Linked DNA regions of Mus musculus: regions 2, 3 and 4 are each linked to region 1. The links are chromatin contacts, found by Hi-C or POLR2A ChIA-PET in ENCODE. All regions are on one chromosome and are shown on one strand. The core of a region is the stretch at or near the end of the contact, and the rest is flanking DNA. Distances in the headings are between cores, read along the strand shown. Region 1 holds the start of Sbds (SBDS ribosome maturation factor). Region 2 holds the start of Psph (phosphoserine phosphatase). Region 3 holds the start of Chchd2 (coiled-coil-helix-coiled-coil-helix domain containing 2). Region 4 holds the start of Vkorc1l1 (vitamin K epoxide reductase complex, subunit 1-like 1).

Region 1 (3,584 bases), core at 450-2,949:
CTGCCCGCCCGAGACCCTGGCCAGCCCAGACTCACCCATCCTCCGCGGGGCCCGAGCTACGCAAGTCAACCGGCAAACGCAAAGAGAGAGGGACAGCGAACAGGAGGATTGAGTTTACAGGGACAGGGAAGCCATGCATGCAGTCGGCAGACCTGCCCGCGTTGGCTGCAGGGGACAGAGGCGGGCCCAGAAGGAAAAAAAAAAAAAAAAAAAGGAGCTAGCGGAAGCTCTAACTTCCTCTCTGATAGGCTCAAATAGAAAAGAGGCGGGACCAGAGAGAAGCCATCACTTCTAAACCTGGGAAAGATGCTAGAGCACTTCCTGTACTTCTCGGATTGGCTCAGAGTGGAAAGGGGCGGGCCTGTGGGAAACGCGGTCCAGAGCGGGAGATGCAAAAGCAAGCGAGCTTCCTGCTCCACTGTTATTTCTCGCTTCGGCTCAGAAGGGGAAAGGGCAGGACAGAGGGCAGTACTATCAAGAAATAAATGACAACCTGGCATGCTGCTGACTGACCATTAATCCTAGCACTCCAGAGGCACAGGCAGACGGATCTCTGGGAGTTCCTAGTTAATGGACAGCTTGTTCCGCCGCGTAGTGAGCTCCAGGACTACGTATGCCAGGGCTATAAAGAGACCTTGCCTCAATCAATCAGTCAATAAATGGAAAAAAGGAATTCAGCTTGATGACACAGACCTGTATTTCAGCGCTCTTGAGGCTGAAACAAAATGATCACGAGATTCAGGATAGCTACTATTTGGAGAAAGAGTCTCACTGTGTAGCTCTGGATGGCCTGTAACTCGCCTATATAAAACAAAATGGCTTCGAATTTACAACGCAATTAGCCTGCCTCTGACTCCCATGTGCATAGGTGACTAAGCCAAGAGAGTTTTTATTTACTTCTTTTAAAAGTTATAGCCGGGCGTGGTGGCGCACGATTTTAATCCCAGCACTCGAGAGGCAGAGGCAGGCGGATTTCTGAGTTCGAGGCCAGCCTGGTCTACAGAGTGAGTCCCAGAACAGCCAGGGCTACACAGAGAAACCCTGTCTCAAAAAAAAAAAAAAAAAGATATATATATGTGTGTGTGTATATATGTGTGTACATATACACACATATATGTGTGTATATATATCACTGACTGCTCTTCCAAAGGTCCTGAGTTCAATTCCCAGGACCACATGGTAGCTCACAACCATCTGTAATAGGATCTGATGCCCTCTTCTGGTGCGTTTGAAGACAGCTACCGTGTATTCATATACATAAAATAAATAAATAAATCTTTTAAAAAGTAAATCTTAAAAAAAAAAAAATAGGGCTGGCGAGATGGCTCAGTGGTTAAGAGCGCCGACTGCTCTTCCTAAGGTCCCGAGTTCAAATCCCAACAACCACATGGTGGCTCACAACCATCCGTAACGAAATCTGATGCCTTTTCTGGAGTATCTGAGGACAGCTACAGTGTACTTACATATAATAAATAAATCAAAAAAAATTTTTTTTTAAATTTAAAATGAGCGCAGCCTCTGAACTCTGCAGAACTATTCAACCAAAATATCATGTTTCCACCCAGATAATAAACATTACTCACCCATAATAGGTAGGCGTAACTGGCGCCTGTAAATGACGTCATCACAGAACGACCCGCCTTCCTTTGAGGGTGGAACTAGAGGGCGTAAAAAGTCACGGCGCGCAGGCGTGGTTGCTTTCTTATCGGCTGCCTGGCTAGTGCGCCACTTGACGCATGTGCAGTAGGGCAATCGGGCGTGCGGTAGCTTCTTCCCTGGTAGGTTCCGGAAGAGCCGCGCACTCCTTGGGCGTTAAGGGTTCGCGCGCCGCAGGGTCGTTTCAGCCGAGCACTTGGCGTCCCCTCGAGCTCGAGATCTGTGAACAGCCACCATGTCGATCTTCACCCCCACCAACCAGATCCGACTGACCAATGTGGCCGTGGTGCGGATGAAGCGGGGAGGGAAGCGCTTCGAAATCGCCTGCTATAAAAACAAGGTCGTCGGCTGGCGGAGTGGCGTGTGAGTAATCCTGTGCCCAGAGTTCGGCGGCCTGGCCTCCCTAACCCCGGCTCCTGCGACCCATCGGTACCTTTCAGGCCTGGTTTACCCGATTCGGATTGGGTTCTGCTTTGGGATTTTGTTAGTATCATAAAAACTGCCAACTACAAACGCCATCAGAGCCGGGTGGGACCGATGGTTTAGGCCTGTAATCCCAGCGCCCAGGAAACTGAGGCAGGAGGATTGCTGCGATTTCCAGGCCAGCCTGGAACGTGTGTGTGTGTGTATGTGTATGTGTGTGTGAGAGAGACCGTGACCGACCCTGTACTAATAAAACAAAGCTGCGGTCAAGAGGACCCGAAATTGCAGTAGCCTCTTGGATTAAATGTTTAAATCCGGCCGGGCGGTGGTGGCGCACATCTTTAATCCCAGCACTTGGGAGGCAGAGGCAGGCGGATTTCTGAGTTCAGGGCCAGCCTGGTCTACCGAGTGAGTTCCAGGACAGACAGGACTACAAAGAGAAACCCTGTCTCGAAAAAAAACCAAACCAAAACAAAAAAAGACAGGAATCCAACATTCCAAATGCTATCTCCAAGAAGAGAAACATTATGGTCATTTTCCAGGGATAACAATCGGGAAGCTAATCTTACACCTACAAATCCTGAAATTAAAACGTCACACCTCAGAATCCCCAGTTTCCCAAAGTGCGTAGTAGTGTCTTCGCTACTGCCATCTAGGGACAGATATTCCAGGACAGAAGAAACACCACTCCCCACCACACCCTGAGTTTCCTTACATAAAACAATGATGTAGTTTTTCCCTCTGTGGTGAAGTGGGAGAATCCAGATACTGTCCTTCGCAGGTAGCCACCAGAGAGAGAGTGTGGTGTGTGTGTGTGTGAGATTTCTCTTTTTTTTTTTCTTTAGGGTTTTTGTTTTGTTTTTTTTTGTTTTGTTTGGTTTTTTTTTTTTTTTTTTTTGAGACTGGCCTCAAACTCCCAATTTCCCTGCCTCTGCCTCCTAAATGGTGAGTTACAGATGTGCACATCACACCCAGCTTGCAGCACTTGCCATTTCTCTTGTTGCTATCTTGTGTTTAAATGTGAGTGGATTTTCTACTATCCAGTGGATTCACATAGGACTTTCTCTCCTGCCCTTTCAAGGGAAAAAGACCTTGATGAAGTTCTGCAGACCCATTCAGTGTTTGTAAATGTTTCCAAAGGTCAGGTTGCCAAGAAGGAAGACCTCATCAGTGCATTTGGGACAGACGACCAGACTGAAATCTGCAAGCAGGTAGGTCCTGCCAGGTGCAATGTAACAAAATCTCACGATGGTAGGCAACATCTGGACCACTGTGTTTACTGTTTTTCTTGATGAGTTTTTGTTGTTTTAGCATTTGTTGGGTCCCTCCCACCTCCAGTTTATATTGTTGGGCAATTTGGGGAGGTCTGTATGGTATTTGTCTGTTGCTATTTTTTTGAGACAGAATCTCACTCTGTAGCCCAAGCTGACATCAAACTCAGGGGATAGCCATGCTGGCATGGAACTTCTGATTCCTCCAGGGACATGCCACCTCACCCACATCCA
Region 2 (3,584 bases), core at 569-3,068, 470 kb after region 1:
TGTTGGGTGTTGAATTTGCTGTAGGTAGAAAAAGAACTATTTAAATGACTTAAACCATTACCTAGGGTACAACATGGACAGGCTTCTTTCAATGCCTTCCACTAAGACTGCACAGTACTGCTGGCTACATTTTGCTTGGATTTCAAGCCATCCCCTTTACTAGGGTTTGAACTATAGGACCTGAAAGTGAGGGAAATGGGTAGTTGGGTCAATTTAATATGATCCCTGGGACAAAAATAATAACTATAAGACAGCCCGGTGTGAGAGGCATAGCTTTAATCCCAGTTTGAGGCCAAGCAGGGCTGCACAGTGAGATTTATCTTAAACAAACAAAAGTAAGATTTTCATTTCTCCTGCAGTTGAGTGGAAAGATGAGCATTTATTTTTTGGTTTTCTTTCCCATTGCCCTGTTTTTGAGACAAGGTCTCACTATGCTTATGTAGCTCTACCTGGTTTTGAACTCAAGAGATCTGGCTGAGTGCCGGGATTATAGCTATGTGGTACAATATTTAGCTAAAGTAGAGATAACAATATTCTTTTATACAATTTTTTATTTTAGCCCAGACTACAAAGTAGACCCCCCCAAAACAAACAAAAAACCCAAGGATCCAAACACATGTGTCACATTTGACAGAGTTCCTCACCCACTAAAGCACTTCCTATATTTCTGCCTGAAAGACATGATGACCTGATGAAGAATTTTATTCACCTCAAATGGAGCAAGAGGTCAAAAAAAAAAATTTTTTTTTAAACCCAGCCCGGCAGCCTCTTACCATTTCATGAAGCAGCACATTGCCATCTTTAGTAAGTTTGATGTCTCCAGCACCAGATACAAGCCTGCCAAATGGGAAGGAATTGATGAGCAAGGATGTGACTTTTTCTAATTAAAACAAAACAAGTAAGAATTCCACAAAGCAGCCAAGGGGAGGTAATGTATATCCCCCATCCCCTCTTGAAGGCAAGTGAATCACAGGGAGTTCCAGACAAGCCGTAACTTATCAGTCAGACCCGATCTCAACTAAATACATAAAGAAAATTCCCACAAAAAAGAATGAGGTGTAAAGGGAACCAAAGGAGGCTATGAAATATACGACTCCAAAGCAACCGCAATTTGAGGAACGGATACGAGAGGCGAGAAAAGAGAGTGAATTAAGACTAATTAAAAAAAAATCCAAGCGCTATGTCTCAGTGAACTTTATTCATTTGCTAGCTAACGAGGTAACAAAAACAGATCCCCTGAAATTTGGACTTTACTCCTACATCCCAGTAAACTCGGGGCCCGGGGCTGGGTTCGGGAAGGTTGCACACGCCACTCTCTTCCTCTATAAGAAATAGGTGCAAATGCCAACCCCGAAAGGCGCGGATTCGGGGGGTTTGGATGGGATGCAGCCCAGACATGGGAGAAAGAAAACGCTAGCGCGAAGGCCTGGAGGCAGCGACTCGAGTTTGCGGCCATCGAGCCGCCAGGCCCGCCCTCCCGCCAGCCCGGGCTTACATCTTCATGGTGCCCTTAGGCCCCAAGTTGGTCCTCAGAACATCCTGCAGGCCCCGAGCCGCGCTGATGTTCACCGCCAGCGCTGCCTGGGCCCGGGCCACCTCGGCCTTCGGATTTAGGGTCTTTACCGCCGCCATGGCTGGCCTAGCTCCGGGAGAGGCCGAGAACAACGTGCTCTCTGCGGGGTCTTCTCGAAAAGTCTTACGCACCCGGCCCGCCCCCGGCGTGCCCACAGAGCACCTCCATTGGGTGGCGACCCTCCTGCCGCCCGCTGATTGGCTTAATCCAACGCTGGTCTCTCTAAGACCCGCCCACCACGCCCAGTTGCGACGTCATTGCGCATCTGAGAAACTGGTTCTCCCGTCATCGGCACTCTGGATCTTAAGGTTCCGTTGTGCTCGCCCCCCAGCGTCACGGTTCGGCGCTTTTAAGAGTTTGCAGCGTGGAGGCTGCGCGGCTCCGCGGTGCAGGAAAAGCCCTGCAGGTCGTGTGTGAGGGATGCTTCGGCCTCTGCACTCGACTGGGTGTGACAGGAAGCAGAGGCGTCGGCCTCTAGTTGCAGGGTGTCTCTAGCTACTGGACTCCGGGATGCTTCCCTCACACTCTCGCGAGATTTCCCAGGTTCATTTTTTTTTTTTCCTTGCCTGTTTTATCCGTAAATTGGGGAGCACAGAAAATGGAGCCTTCCCCTGTACCCTGGTCGTTTTAAGACCCCGGAGGTTGACGGGAGGACTACGCTAGGTAGAAAGTACTAGATGGCTTTAGGAGTGGTGCGATGGGCGTTGAGGAGACTCAGGATCAGTCTGTTCTTAGGGCCCAGGTCATTGAGGCAGCTTGAAAACTAAAATGGATTTTGTTTTAATTTTTTTAAAATAATGAAACAAATAGTAATCCTTGTTTCATTCTATGTCCCAGCTAGACCACGAACTGTCTAACACGGACTGGTATTCTAACTCGTAGCAGTCCTGCTTCAACTTCCAAAGTGGTATGAGCTACTAAGCCTGCTAAAAACTAACAACTAATGGCTGGACAGTGGTGCCCAGTCTTTGAAAGCATTCTTTTAAACATTTTTTTAAAAAGAAAATAATATTAAGCGTATAAGTGTTTTTCCTGTCTGTATGTTGAGCACTTAACATATAGATACGTACTGAATTTTTAAACATGTATATGAATATGAATCACTTCTCCACACAGATGACAACTCGTAATGCCATTGGACGTATTCCACTGAGCTATATATACTGAAGGCTTTGCCATTTTGATAGGAAAGAAAAATTCTTATTCTTCTACTATACAGAGCCAGGCATAGTCACAACACGGGAGGCAAGCAGATCTCTGTGAGTTCAAGGCCAGCCTGGTCTGCATAGCAAGTTCCAGGCCAGCCGTGGCTACATAGGAAGACCCTGTCTAAAGAAAACAGAACTATAGGGTATGTAGCTCAGAGGATGAGTGCCGGTTTAACCGGTACAAAGGTCCTGAATACAGGAAATTTAAAAAGGAAAGAGAAACAACCAGTCACATGGCTGACATTTAGTTATTCCCAAACCTCTGCTCTTCTGGCTGCAGTAAGTATGCTAGTGTAATGTTTTCAAGTGGAGTTGTAGGTTTGAAAACCACAAAAGCTGTGCAGATGATAACGAGGCATGAAGAAGACTCGTGTTTACTTAATATAAAAGTCCTTAAAACATTAGCCAAGAATATATTGGAGCTGCTTTTTGTTTGTTTGTGGTTTGTTTTGTTTTTGTGACAGGGTCTCACTATGCAGACAAGGCTAGCCTTGAACTCCTGATCCTCCTGCCTCTACCTACCTCTTGTTTGTTTGTTTGTTTATCTAATGTATATAGGTGTTCTGTCTGCATGTATATCTGCTTACCAGAAGAGGGCATCAGATCCTATAGGGCTGTAGTTGTGAGCTGCCATGTTAGATGTTGAGAGTTATATGCAGGGCCTCTAGAAGAGCAGCCAGTGCTCTTAACCCACGAGCCTCTGGCTCGATCTGCCTACCTCCTAAATGCAGGTAGTACAGGCACACACCACCACACCTAGCTTACACTTTTTGGTCGGGAGCTTAACTTCTGAACTATGTCCC
Region 3 (3,584 bases), core at 390-2,889, 370 kb after region 1:
GTATCCCACGCAGGGGTAGAGGAGTTGAACATGAGCTCAAGGGGTGAGGGGTTTAGGGGTTTATAAAGGCAAAAACCGAAAACACCTGGCAAAAACTGCAAACACCTGGCATCCTGGAACAATGGGGCAAGTTCTCTATTTTTCACTCTCTCTCAAGATCTTTCATGGTTTTCCTCTGGACAGACAGGTGCACATCCTTGGGACAGGCTGATAACTCTTTGACTTCCATTGTCCTTGTCACAGATAGTTCCCCAGGGGTAACAGAGCTGAAAATGGTTTTCACGGACTGTCACCAGTGATCGCTTTCCCACTGCCACAGAACAACTATGATAAGATCTCCTTTCATACACAGTGCCTGACAAGGTGGCAGAGGAAAACTCTTCCCCCATTCCCCTGGGCATTTGGTGGGGAGGAGAGTCCCCTGTTTCTCCATCAGATGGCCTACTGCTACTCTGTAGGACTATATGACCTCATGGGCAATGTGTAGGAATGGTCTTCATCCACATTACGAGGACAAGAGTGTTTTCCAGGAAGCATCATGGATTGACACTGCAGATATCTCTGCCAATCAATGGGCTCAGGTCACCAACATCCTCTGTGGTGAGAGCTTATGGGACCACAAGCCTCTGTGGCCACAGTTGAGGAGACTTCTAGATTCAATGATTCTCAACTTTCCTAATGCTGCAACCCTTTTATACAGTTCTGGATACTGGAATGTGGGCATCTCTGCATTTGAGCAGTCTTACGTGGAAAAGAGCAGTAACTCAGTCCCTAAATCACAGTCTGAAACCCACAGGTTGAGGACAACAGCTTTAGAGGCCTGTTCTTTGATATGCAGATGATCTTACTGGCTAGTATTAAGTCAGGATGGTCTTCTTTTATTATGGAAATAGCGCTTAATTGAAGACGAGCCTTGGTAAATATGAGCAGAAAATTTCTCTGCAACAGAAACTTGAATTATGTACAGAATTTTCTTTCTCATAGTTTCTTTTTTTTTTAAGATTTATTTATTTATTATATGTAAGTACACTGTAGTTGTCTTCAGACACACCAGAAGAGGGTGTCAAATCTCGTTATGGGTGGTTGTGAGCCACTTTGTGGTTGCTGGGATTTGAACTCCGGATCTTTTGAAGAGCAGTCAGTGCTCTTCTCCGCTGAGCCATCTCATCAGCCCCTTTTTCATAGTTTCTAATAAGCTCGGCTAGTTCACTATCTTCCAGACATGTTGGGAGCAGAGCTCCTTTAGCGAAATTCTGCTTATGTAATTTAATATTTCCAAACACGTTTATTAGTAAATTCTTTATAACAGAAAAACAGAGTTTTTCCTGCGTGACCAGTACTAGGAGGCTGAGACGTGAGAACAGCGAGATCCAAGGCAACATCCGTTACCGGAGGCATTGTCCCAAAACAAAACAGAGAAGGGTTAAGTAAACAGCCCAAGAGCAGACCCCAGTAAGCCCCTAATCCAGTTTACTTGAGAGGCTAAGGCAGGAGACAGTGAAAATCAAGGTCAGTCAGGTTGTGGAGTAGGCCAGCCGGCCATCGGAAGCAAAAACCTAACCTCCACCATTGAATCGGAGGACAAAATTTGAGAGTGCAACCCCAGGAACTTCCGGTTAGCCTTAGCTCCTCCTCGCCAACTTCGTAACTTCCGGGCCTAGGACGCTGAGTCCAGGCTCTGCCCATTACTGATATCTCCTTTGTCCAATAACCTTTAGCGCCCGAGCTTTTCCTGATTTCTTATTGGTTGCCCGGTGAGGTACCGCCTCCACCCTTCCTCTCTCCTTGGTAGAAATTGCTGGACGCTTCTGTACGTTTCGCAGTTTGTCTTCGCTGATCGGTGAGACTTCGAGCAGTTAGGATGCCGCGTGGAAGCCGAAGCCGCACTTCCCGGGTGACTCCTCCGGCCAGGTGAGACCCTCGGGGCCGGGAACCGAGCGCGGGCCGCCAGGGCAAGGTTCTGTAGCCTGAGGGCTGCGAAGGCGACCGGTGAAGAGACGGAGCGAGCGGTCGGGAAGGGATCCGCTGGTGGGGCGGACTTCCTGAGAACAGGGACATGGTCGGTGCACTCGGGGAGAGGACTCTGAAACGTGACCTTTTCCCTAGACAGGCTGGGGGAAGGGCTGTCGAGGGCGTAGTATACAAGGAGGCGAGGAAAGAAAGATGCGTGGTAAACTCTTGGCCAGGGGTGGGGGTGGGGTGGTTTTTGTATTTTCTTTGTTCTACTCACTGCGTTTTTGAGTCTCAGGTTAGCCTTGAACTTTATGGCCTCGCTTGGCCTTCCTTGATTTTCCTGACTCCGCTTCCTTAGGGCTGGGATTGCCGGCTTTAAAGATTTTCTTTTCTTTTATTTATTTATTTTTTTAAGGAAAAAGAAACAAAGAAAATTGCGGGCTGTGTGTAGAGGGCCGAAAATTTAAAGCTATGTCTTTCCATCACTTGGGTCCAAGATGTCTACCATTTTGTGGTAAACGATCTATTGAGCTACCTTGCCGGCCGACCTAAAAAACAAATAGGAAATTGTTGACACCCCTCCCCCCAGTCCAGATTCTGAGGTCCCTCCTTGGGGTAATAAAATCGTAGAAAACTAAAATTGTGCTCATACTGGGAGTGAACCTCGGGAGTGCATGTTGTAGCGCATGCGTCATCTGTCATCAAGATAGTCCCTTGTGCCTCCTTCTCCCGGAAGGCAAGCGGGGGTTGCAACCAGTTCAAGGCTAGCAAGGCTACCCATAGAGAGATTCCTGTCCAGAACCCCCCCAAAAATATGAGTCAAAGTTGCAGCTCAGGCAGGTCACTTTCCCTAGATTTTTCTTTTTGGATTGGCGTGGTGGTTTGTTGTTTCCTTGAAAGGGGTTTTCACTATGGCCCTGGCTGGCCTTGAACTCCAAAGAGGCTGCCCGCCTCTGCCTCCCAAGGACTGGGATTAAAGGTATGGGCTACCAGACCTTGCCCACGGCACCCTAACCCGGCCCCCACTTTTTTTTTTTTTTTTAAGATTTTTTTTTTCTTAGTTTATTTTATGGGCTGGCGAGATGGCTCAGCAGGTAAGAGCACTGACTGTTCTTTGGAAGGTCCTGAGTTCAAGTCCTGGCAATCACATGGTGGCTCACAACCATCTGTAATGAGGTCAGATGCCCTCTTCTGGGGTGTCTGAAGACAGCTACAGTGTACTTATGTATAAAATAAATCTTTAAAAATTTTTATTTTATGTATATGAGGAGTACACAGGTGGTTGTGAGCCACCATGTGGTTGCTGGGAATTGAACTCAGGACCTTTAGAAGAGCAGTCTGTGCTCTTAACTCCTGAGCCATCTCTCCAGCCCAAACCTTTCTTGATTTATTTATTTATTTTTGAGGCAGGATTTTTCTGTGCAGCTCTGGCTGTCCTGGAACTCACTCTGTAGACCAGGCTGGCCTCGAACTCAGAAATCCGCCTGCCTCTGCCTCCCAAGTGCTGGTTAAGTTCAGCCCTTTCTAACTGGGTAAAATGAAGGCATTGGACTGCATTCCTAATATCACCTCATGACTTTTAGATTTTGTTGACTTGTGACTGTCTTTCTCCATTGTCAACACTGGTTCTA
Region 4 (3,584 bases), core at 511-3,010, 310 kb after region 1:
GATACACTTAGTGGTTCTCAAGGTGTCTAGTCTAAAAGAAAGTCTAGGAGGCCTCAACCTGGATGCAAATAAAACTCCTGAGGGCTCTTCATCACAGATACATTCTGCACTATAAACTCAATGCATTTAAAAAAAAAAAACAAAACTGCTTAATGAGGCCATAATGACAACCATTTTTCTACTAAAAAGTTACAGGAATTCCACTTATAAGCACGAGCTAGCCTAGCCTAGCTGGTCTATGAAAAGGGCTAAGTGGGAAAGATCAACAGCCTTAAGTTTGCAGATAAGAAACTCCAACCCTAGCTTCTTCAAATACTCCTCCACCAATATGGAGGGCAAAATAAACTAGTGAGCTATATACATTTGTGTCTCCCTAGCATTTATCAAAAGGAGGGAATGTAGTGAAATGTTAAGCACTGTTAACAAACATCAAAATATTAGGGGTAGGACTCTCTATTAAAATGTCAAACTATCTATTCTGCAATAATTCTTTTCACTTTTGCTGGTTTTGATGACTGCTATCAGTTTTTTAAAAAGCCTTTTTTAAAAGTGTAAAATACTTTTTTCTAAGAAAAAAAGCTAGCACACTACATAAAATGTTAACAGGAAAAAAAATCGATGGTATTTTCAAGAAACAAAAAATTGTTTAAATAAACCTGCTTAGCAAAGTTTCGTAAATCTAATCTCTTGCGGATTATTCCGCTAATACTAATCAGCAACATGTAAAAGTCATTCTAAGTCACCCACGGTGGTGCATGCTTGTATTTCCCTACTCAAAAGACTGAGGCAGGGGAATAGCTGTAGAGGTTATAGTCCGATGAGTTTCAGGCCAGTGTGGGTCACAACTCAGATCCTTTCATAAAATAACAGTCATCGTAGTACCTAAAATATCACTATACACAAGGTACTCATCGTTTACTCTAAACTTAAAGTAGACCCGAACTCTGGCCATTTTCCCCCTGCTGGGCACACTTCGTGAAATACACAAGGGAGAAAAATCCAAGAAATCAGATAGGGTTAAGTGCTGGTACCTTCCTCTTCCAGAGTAGGGTCAAATGCGTGTCTACCCGCAAATGTCACTGTCGCCTCCAGAAGGCTGCCAATTCTCCTTAACTCTGAGTACAAAGAGGCCTGAGCACCGAAAACACCTGTCCCGAACAACCCAGAGGATAGTGATAAAAGCCACCGGACATATAGCCCCGGGGTAGCAGAGGTCCCAAGACCCCGGGGATGAATGCTGGCTTCGCCGATCTCTGCATCGGGGGTCTTCACACGCCTCTCTCGGCGACAACAGGGAGAAAAGTCACACCGGCCAGGACGCGCCCGCGCCCTCCCGGCTGCACTGTGCCACCTCATCCCGGAGGCCTGCCCTCAGCCGCCGCCCCCCGGTCACCGCCGTCCGGGTCGCGGCCCGGGCCCCGCTCTCTCAGGCCGGAGCTCCCCGCGCGCTCCCCGCCCCCCGCCGCCGCCCGCGTCGCGCTCCCCTCACTCAAGCCGGGCTACCTGGAGGCCAGGGCGGCGGAGCACTTCACCCAGGGCCCCAGGTCGCAGAGGGCCCGGTGCTCCGGGTCCCTCTCCTTCTCCCGCTCCACGTGGTAGGCGTAGATGGAGAGCAGGATCCCGGCGGCGCACACTGCATACCGGGCCACCCGTTCCCAACGCGGCACCGACACTCTCAGCAGGACGGGCGCCGCCATCTTCCCCCCTCCGCCGCCGCCGCCGCCTCCCTCCGCCTCCACCTCAGACGCCGCCGCCCGTCGGGGCCCGACCCAGCCGCCGCCGCTGCCGCCACCGCCTCCGCCGCCGCCGCCGCCGCCGCCACCACCGCCGCGCCCCATTGGCTCGGTCGCCTCCTCCGGGCCCCGCCCCCACAGGCGCGCGGCCCAACCGCCCCGAGAGGAGTGAGGCGGACTGGGCGGGGAAGGCGCGCGCGGACACAGAGGGAGGGGCGGAGCGCGCAACCGCCAGGGAGGCGGTGCGGCGCATGCGGAGGGCGGGGTCTGAAAGAGGGAAGGGCTTGAGGAGGGGCGGAGCTTGACCAGAATTGGGGCGGAGCGAGAAAGCCGCTCATAAGTGTGGAGGGAGGAGGCGGAGCGCGCAACAGCGGGGAGGTGGTGCGGCGCATGCGGAGGGCGTGGCTGACGGTGGGCGTGGTTTGATTTTAAAGGGGCGGGTGGGAAAACCGCGCGCGGGCGGGGAAGAGGCGGAGGTTGTAAGCAGCCAGGGTTGCGTGGCGCAAGTGAAGGGTGGTGCTGAGAAATGGGGTTCGTTACACTGGAGGGCGCGGTCAGAAGGGAGGCGGAACAAGGTGGGGCGGGAGCGAAGGGAAGGGGCGGAGCGCAAAAACTCTGGTGTGCTGGATGGGGCAGGGGCGTGACCAGGAAGGATGAGGGGTGTGGCCTAGGAAAGGGGTGAGGCGAGAGGTGGTTTGGCTTAATCTTAGGGTCTGTTACAAGGGATCGATTTCAAAGATACTACTACAATGCTTGACTGGGCAAGCCCTTGGCTCCTGGTAGCAATCAGTTGCCTTTCTGCACACACACACATTTCCGTCGTTATCACTTGATATTTCTTATCCAATCCAAATTGTCCCTGACCAATGGCTCCAGAGCTCCAGAGACACGTTTGTGTGACATGATCTTCCCCAGGCACCACCTCCAGGCGTCTTGTGTTCAACATGTGAGAAACTTTTTTCTTAAATGCGCAAAACTATTTTTACATTTAAAAAAACCTATTTTTAAATGGGTTCATGAATACTTCTCTATAATTTGGATTTGATGTGGCTTTAACATAATCCATACTAAAAGGATAAAAATGAACTTTAAAAAAAAAGCTCAAAAACTTGGAAAAAGGGAAATCAGAAGAAAACGAAACGTGAGGAGGTCATAGAGGCTTGCAAAATTGTTAAAATTGAGCCATAACTGATTCTGAGCTTCCTTGCTGTCAAAACTGGACAGGAAAACCCATGTAAGGATATCTGTGTCTACAAAGAAACAAGCTGTTGATGGAGATTGCTAGCTTTTGCTTCAATGCAGCTCTTAGGCTTTGGGGGCATCACCTAGTGATTTTGATTAATAAGTAATGTTCTTCAATTAATTATACAATGTTGGATAACAAATCACCCCAATTTTTTGCAGCTTTAAGCAAGCTAATAAACTGGGTGTCTGTTTGTTTTGTTTGGGGTTTTTTTTTTTTCATTTTCTCTGCGTCAGGAATCTTCCGGCTCAGTCTCTCCACCTTTCCCTCTCTCTTTCTCTTCCTCTCTACCTTGGATCAAATTAAGATGTGAGGCATGGCTGTAGTCATCTCAAACCCTGAGAGTCCTCTTTCAGGTTCTCTCCTATGGCAGTGAGAAGGCTGCAGGTCCTCCCTGGGCAGTAACAACAGCTCCAATTTACACCTCCAGAAAACACAGCTGGCTTCCATCCCACCCACCCAAAGTAAGGGGTTGAAGAAAACAAGTTTTAGCTCAACAGTAGAATACTTGACTAATACATGTAAAGCTCTAGGTTAAACCTCCAAAAAAGGAGAGAGAGGGAAGAGATGGGGTCAGAGTCTCTAAAAAGGACATTATTGATTTGTGT

What was found. A loop is a pair of places that touch in the nucleus more often than their neighbours do. ChIA-PET counts read pairs that join two places held with the same protein, here RNA polymerase II (POLR2A).
Region 2: POLR2A ChIA-PET joins it to region 1 with 13 read pairs in embryonic stem cell. The contact joins the promoter of Psph here to the promoter of Sbds in region 1. A Hi-C loop is called at or near these places in 2 of 37 maps with a recorded cell type or tissue (T-helper 1 cell and T-helper 2 cell). POLR2A ChIA-PET finds 5 or more read pairs at or near these places in 2 of 5 experiments (Patski and embryonic stem cell).
Region 3: POLR2A ChIA-PET joins it to region 1 with 26 read pairs in embryonic stem cell. The contact joins the promoter of Chchd2 here to the promoter of Sbds in region 1. POLR2A ChIA-PET finds 5 or more read pairs at or near these places in 4 of 5 experiments (Patski and embryonic stem cell).
Region 4: POLR2A ChIA-PET joins it to region 1 with 15 read pairs in embryonic stem cell. The contact joins the promoter of Vkorc1l1 here to the promoter of Sbds in region 1. POLR2A ChIA-PET finds 5 or more read pairs at or near these places in 2 of 5 experiments (Patski and embryonic stem cell).

What each region holds. Positions count from the first base shown.
Region 1 is chr5:130,253,645-130,257,228 of GRCm38, reverse strand. Sbds (SBDS ribosome maturation factor) reads left to right here and starts at 1,699. Exons shown (of 5, transcript NM_023248.2): 1 at 1,699-2,019; 2 at 3,161-3,290. The coding sequence starts at 1,892. Tyw1 (tRNA-yW synthesizing protein 1 homolog (S. cerevisiae)) reads right to left here and starts at 192. Exons shown (of 16, transcript NM_001015876.2): 1 at 36-192. The coding sequence starts at 39.
Region 2 is chr5:129,785,487-129,789,070 of GRCm38, reverse strand. It overlaps Psph (phosphoserine phosphatase), which reads left to right and starts at 1,818. Exons shown (of 8, transcript NM_133900.4): 1 at 1,818-2,116. Cct6a (chaperonin containing Tcp1, subunit 6a (zeta)) reads right to left here and starts at 1,715. Exons shown (of 13, transcript NM_009838.2): 1 at 1,496-1,715; 2 at 774-837; 3 at 1-18. The coding sequence starts at 1,632.
Region 3 is chr5:129,885,525-129,889,108 of GRCm38, reverse strand. It overlaps Chchd2 (coiled-coil-helix-coiled-coil-helix domain containing 2), which reads left to right and starts at 1,639. Exons shown (of 4, transcript NM_024166.6): 1 at 1,639-1,911. The coding sequence starts at 1,862.
Region 4 is chr5:129,940,285-129,943,868 of GRCm38, reverse strand. It overlaps Vkorc1l1 (vitamin K epoxide reductase complex, subunit 1-like 1), which reads right to left and starts at 1,760. Exons shown (of 3, transcript NM_027121.4): 1 at 1,504-1,760. The coding sequence starts at 1,697.